2 separate regions of the Homo sapiens genome follow, and region 2 is linked to region 1. The links are chromatin contacts, found by Hi-C or POLR2A ChIA-PET in ENCODE. All regions are on one chromosome and are shown on one strand. Each heading gives the region's core, a stretch centred on a gene start or an enhancer-like site at or near the end of the contact. The rest is flanking DNA. Distances are from core to core; before and after follow the strand shown. Region 1 holds the start of ADAM10 (ADAM metallopeptidase domain 10). Region 2 holds the start of CCNB2 (cyclin B2).

Region 1 (2,721 bases), core at 164-2,663:
CCCCAGCCTGGGCAACGAGAGCGAAACTCCGTCTCAAAAAAAAAAAAATTCTCTTCACTTATGTTAATGGTAATAAATGGTATAAAATATACAGGTAACAGTATAGGAATTCCAGTTTATTACAGTATCAATAACATTAAGGCCGAGCGCAGTGGCTCACGCCTGTAATCCCAGCACTTGTGGGAGGCCGAGGCGGGAGGATCGCTTGAGTTGGAGGTTACAGTGAGCTATGATCACACCACTGCACTTCAGCCTGGCGAGACAGCGGATACCTTGTCTTTAGAAAGCAAAACAAAACAATTTACACACACACACACACACACACACTCTCCCTAATTCGGCTTGAGTTGGAGGTTACAGTGAGCTATGATCACACCACTGCACTTCAGCCTGGCGAGACAGCGGAGACCTTGTCTTTAGAAAGCAAAACAAAACAATTTACACATACACACACACACACACGCACACACACACTCTCCCTAATTCGGCCTACTCAAGCACGATACCAAATAGATGAAGAATATCTAATTAAATGGCCATAAAAAGTTCTAGTTCATGACATCCAAGTTTAAAGAATCAAAATGAGTTACGAGAAAACAAACACAAGCTTTAAGAAGTTGGGGAGAAGATGTGCGTGGATTCGCTTCAAAGATGTGACAGAGAGAAAAGAGGACATTTTCTGGACTGGAGATTCAAGACAGTCTGGTTCAGGTTGCATGCTTTTGCAAAGGCTAAAGCCTTAGTCTGTGACATAAATTTGTAAAGAGCTCGGAAAATTACATCTCGGACATGGTGTCTTTTTTTCCTGCTGCTTGAAGGTCTTTGCATTTATGTTCGCATCACTGGGGCAGCTGCCGCTATAATTACTGCTTGTTGGGACTTTTTGTTTACTTGGTAGCTGTGGTGCACCAAGAGAGGCAGAAAAAGAAGAAAAAAAACCTCTGTTACTTGTGACGTTAAGAAGTCGAAAGCAGCCCTGCTTACATCTTCCACGGACCATTTTAGCCCAAGGGAAGGTCCTCAGCAGCTCTAACACGTAGCGGAGCACTATCTCCGCGTAGGAGCGCTCCCGCCCCGGGGCGGGACCAGGACAAACCCCGCCTCCCAAGCCCAATCCCAGCTCTCCGCCGGCGGACAGGAAGCGGCGGCAGGCCTAGCAGCACGGGAACCGTCCCCCGCGCGCATGCGCGCGCCCCTGAAGCGCCTGGGGGACGGGTAGGGGCGGGAGGTAGGGGCGCGGCTCCGCGTGCCAGTTGGGTGCCCGCGCGTCACGTGGTGAGGAAGGAGGCGGAGGTCTGAGTTTCGAAGGAGGGGGGGAGAGAAGAGGGAACGAGCAAGGGAAGGAAAGCGGGGAAAGGAGGAAGGAAACGAACGAGGGGGAGGGAGGTCCCTGTTTTGGAGGAGCTAGGAGCGTTGCCGGCCCCTGAAGTGGAGCGAGAGGGAGGTGCTTCGCCGTTTCTCCTGCCAGGGGAGGTCCCGGCTTCCCGTGGAGGCTCCGGACCAAGCCCCTTCAGCTTCTCCCTCCGGATCGATGTGCTGCTGTTAACCCGTGAGGAGGCGGCGGCGGCGGCAGCGGCAGCGGAAGATGGTGTTGCTGAGAGTGTTAATTCTGCTCCTCTCCTGGGCGGCGGGGATGGGAGGTGAGGCACGACTGCGAGCGCCGGGGGCGCCGCGACCACGGCGGAGCGGCGGCCGGGCCGAGCGGAGCCCAGTCGCGCCTCGCGGCGTGCGCGTCAGTCAGCCCAGCCGGCCAGCGGCGCCACTCTGGCGGGCCGCGCTCCCCGCTCCCTATTGTCCCCCGCGCCCCGACCGCTTTCCCTTCGGTGGCGGGCCGAGGAGGCTCCCAAGCCTCCGGCGAGGCCTTCCCCGCCCCCCACCGCCCTGGCGGCCCCGGGAGGCGGGGGTCGCCTCCCAGAGAAGCGAAGTCGGGGCATCCGCGTCGCCTGGTGAGAGCGGTGGAACCCAGGCTGGTGGCTGCATCCCTCCAGTCTGCTCGGCGGGCGCCGGTGCAGGCAGCCGCAGCGAGGCTGGCGGTCTCGCCGTCCTCGTTCAGCGCTCATCCTGCTCACCATTCCTCCCCCAGCCCCTGCCCGGTGGCGGATTCCGAAGTCCTCTCCGCCGCCGAGACCCGCCGCGCAGACTCGTGGGAAGTTGTGTTGTTTGCAGCTGGGCTCGTGTATTGTTCTTTACCCGGCGCGCCGGTCCTGACCGACCCCATTCTGCAGAGGGGCCGCCCGTGGAGTGGCAGCAGTCATCACCCGCTTATCTGAGACTAGTGGCCTCGGTTCTTCCTGTGTCCTGTGTTTGGAGAGAGATCACAGGAGGGTGTGTTGGTGTTCTTGAAAACATTCTGTCGCCCAGGGGAAAGGGTTTGGTCGGGAGAAGGGTAAACCATTTGGGGATGTTCTTTGATTTGTAGGCTGGATTGGGTCTCTTAGAGTAGAAGTTCGGTCCCTGGGTGACCCAACTTGAAGAGTTTCGTTAAACTTTCAGGTGGAGTAGATGTACAGTGTAGTTAGTGGATTGTCAAAACAGTGCCCCCTCCCCCCTGCACATGAAAGTCAAATTTGCTAAAAGCATGTCATTTCTTGTTTCGGGTTTTGAAGACAACGATTTTTATTTCCGGTGTGTTCTAGGACCAGCTGCATCATTTTATTCTTGCTTAAAGTGCTTTATTTTAGGTAAGCTTTTTGACTTGCCCCAGAGTAAACTTAAAAACCT
Region 2 (2,721 bases), core at 95-2,594, 360 kb before region 1:
ATCCCTGAGAGTTCAGGGTCCCGACTCTAATAAAACTCCCAACAAGGGGTTTGAGTGGATCTACCAGGCAGAGAGAGGGGCCAGGGAAACTCAAGCCTTCCCTGAACAGAAAGGTTTTGACTATTAAATAACGTTATAGAATACATTATTATAAAAAATTACTTGTCAGTTGGACTTAGATCCACAAAAGGATATTAATTAAATGCTAAATGTATTCAATCTATTAGGATTCTCAAAAGTCACACTTCAATTTCTTCCAGCAGCAACTGCCAATCTGAAAAAGTGTTTGAAAATGTAATGCTTATGGGTAGAAGCCTGGTAATGTGACTCAATTTAAATTCATCTGGATAGGAAAATTGGCAGCTTTTATCTAACCTTATAGCCAAGATGATGGAACTCAGGTGTGTCAGGGCCCTCTAGCTTTCGGCAAAGGAAAAAAGTAGGTCCCGGTACAATTCAAGCCCACAGGAAAAATACCCAAAACACCATAACACTTTGATCTCTGCAAGGATGAAATAAATGAATTTGGACCCTTTTCTCTCAGTCTGCCACATTGGTCCAAATTATATTCAAAAACCTCTGTTACATTTGAGTAAAGAAATTAATTTTTTAAGGGGACAAACCCATTTATTAGTGAACGTAGCATGGAAGACTTAGCGTGCCGAAATAAATGGGAAACTCATACAAAAAGAAATGTGAACAATCTGAAAAACAGCCTGGCAGTTGCCTGATGAAACACGCCGTACACTTTACTGCCTACAGAACCCTTCCAGTCCTCCTCCCAGCCGCCATCACAGGTCCCTTAGTTGGCAAGGAGTTGTAAGAAAGGGGGAGGGAAATCCCAGGAACGTGGAAGTAGATAACTCTCTAGCAATGAAGAGCACTCGGGGATCGCTCGCTGAGTACTAGGCCTAGTGCTCTGGGGGCTCACTTGACAGGCGCCATCTCGGAAGCGCTTTCCTACACTTCTCCCACCCCGGGGCAGGGAGGGGTTAGGGGAGGGCGGAATCCAGACGGGGAAAGGCGGGCCGGAGAGGACCGGCCGCAGGGCCAGGGACGCGGGCGAAGCAGTGAGCTCCGGAGAAGAGAAAAGCAGCCCCGGTTGGGACGGAGAAGCTCGGAGCAGATGAGAGAAGCGACAGGGGAGCTGTGGGGCCGACGGACTCGCCTCTGAGAGCGGTCCCCGGGCACACTCACCGTCGGGCGTCGGAGCAGCGCCATGAGGGACGGGGAAGGCAAGAGTGCCAGCCCGGCCCAGGGAGGGACGCGGACTGAAAAGGGAGGACACTAGCGTACGAGGCGCCGTTAGGACTGCTCTCCGAGCCCGCAGCGCTGGGGATCTTCGACGCTGTAGCCTTGTTCCAGGATTCAAATACCGCGTCGCTTGCGCCCCATTGGGCGGCCCTGCGCACGGGTCGCTGTTCTCATTGGCCAACACAAGATGCACTCTCGCACTCTCATTGGCTGAATTTTCTTAGACACGTTTGATTGTCACAACAGCCGGTTGGGGTGTTTTTTCTGCCTACAGTCTTTTAAAAAAAAAAAAACCCCAGTCTCTGAGACAAACAAAAAGGAACTGTCTCATTGGGAAAGCAGACGTAGGACGCCTCTGAATTTTGACAAGGCCTCATCTACGAATTTCTCTCGACGTTTGTAGTGGGTGGGCGGAAGTTGGTTGGCCTTTATTCCTCTTCTGGTGTGTTGGGGTTTAAGTTGTGTTGGCCTGGGTGCAGGAACCGGCCCCTCCGGGTTGCTCAGGGATGCAGTGTGTTAGGTGGTTGAGATGCAAAAGTGTGCTTAAAAAAAGAGAGAATAATGGCGTTTACTCAAAAACCCAAATTCTCAAGTAAGGCAAAAAAAAAAAAAAAAAGATAAAAGAGATTTGTGTGACTGGTGATTCATGTAAGTTCTCCATTGTATTCCCAACACCTAGTACATCGTTTGTCGTATATGGTTGGTGCTCAATAAATGTTCGTCTAATAATCAGCCCAAGCAAAGAATTCATGTCTAAGACCCCAAAAGCAAATGCAACAAAAACAAAAATACATAAATGGGACCTAATTAAACTAAAAAGCTTCTGCACATCAAAAGAAATAATAGACAACCACAGATTAAGAGAAAATATTTGCAAACTATGCATCGGAAAAAGGCCTAGTGTCCAGAATCTAGAAGGAACTCAAATCAGCAAGAAAGAAAATAATGCCATCAAAAAATGGGCAAAGGACATGAATAGATATTTCTCAAAAGATATTCAAATGGCCAACAAATACATGAAAAAATGCTCAACATCACTGATCATCGAAGAAATGCAAGTTAATACCACAAGGAGATACCACCTTACTCCTGCAAGAATGGCCATCATTAAAAAGTCAGAAAAAAAGGCCGGGCGCAGTGGCTCACACCTGTAATCCCAGCACTTTGGGAGGCCTGTTGGGCAGATCATTTGAGCCCAGGTGTTCAAGACCAGCCTGGGCAACATGGCAAAACCCCGTCTCTACAAAAATACAAATATTAGCCGGGTGTAGTGGTGAGCACCTGTAGTCCCAGGTACTGGGAGGGGGGCGGGGGGCGGGGGGCGGGGGGCCGTGTGTTGGGGCAGGAGGATCCCTTGATCCCATGAGTCTGAGGCTGCAGTGAGCCATGATTGTGCCACAGTACTCCAGCCTGGGCAACACATTGAAACCCTGTCTAAAAAAGAAAAAAAACCTCAAAAAACAATAG

What was found. Hi-C counts contacts between places; a loop is a spot of excess contacts on that map. ChIA-PET counts read pairs that join two places held with the same protein, here RNA polymerase II (POLR2A). Pooled maps may share reads with other maps.
Region 2: a loop to region 1 is called in a pooled map, with 5 times the contacts of the local background. The contact joins the promoter of CCNB2 here to the promoter of ADAM10 in region 1. A Hi-C loop is called at or near these places in 7 of 50 pooled maps. POLR2A ChIA-PET finds 5 or more read pairs at or near these places in 2 of 52 experiments (activated CD4-positive, alpha-beta T cell and activated T-cell).

The regions. Positions count from the first base shown.
Region 1 is chr15:58,748,399-58,751,119 of GRCh38, reverse strand. It overlaps ADAM10 (ADAM metallopeptidase domain 10), which reads left to right and starts at 1,413. Exons shown (of 16, transcript NM_001110.4): 1 at 1,413-1,640. The coding sequence starts at 1,586. RefSeq lists enhancers at 794-973, 2,064-2,193, 1,645-2,280 and silencers at 1,044-1,333, 1,664-1,953.
Region 2 is chr15:59,103,769-59,106,489 of GRCh38, reverse strand. It overlaps CCNB2 (cyclin B2), which reads right to left and starts at 1,344. Exons shown (of 9, transcript NM_004701.4): 1 at 1,198-1,344. The coding sequence starts at 1,221. RefSeq lists an enhancer at 1,532-1,821.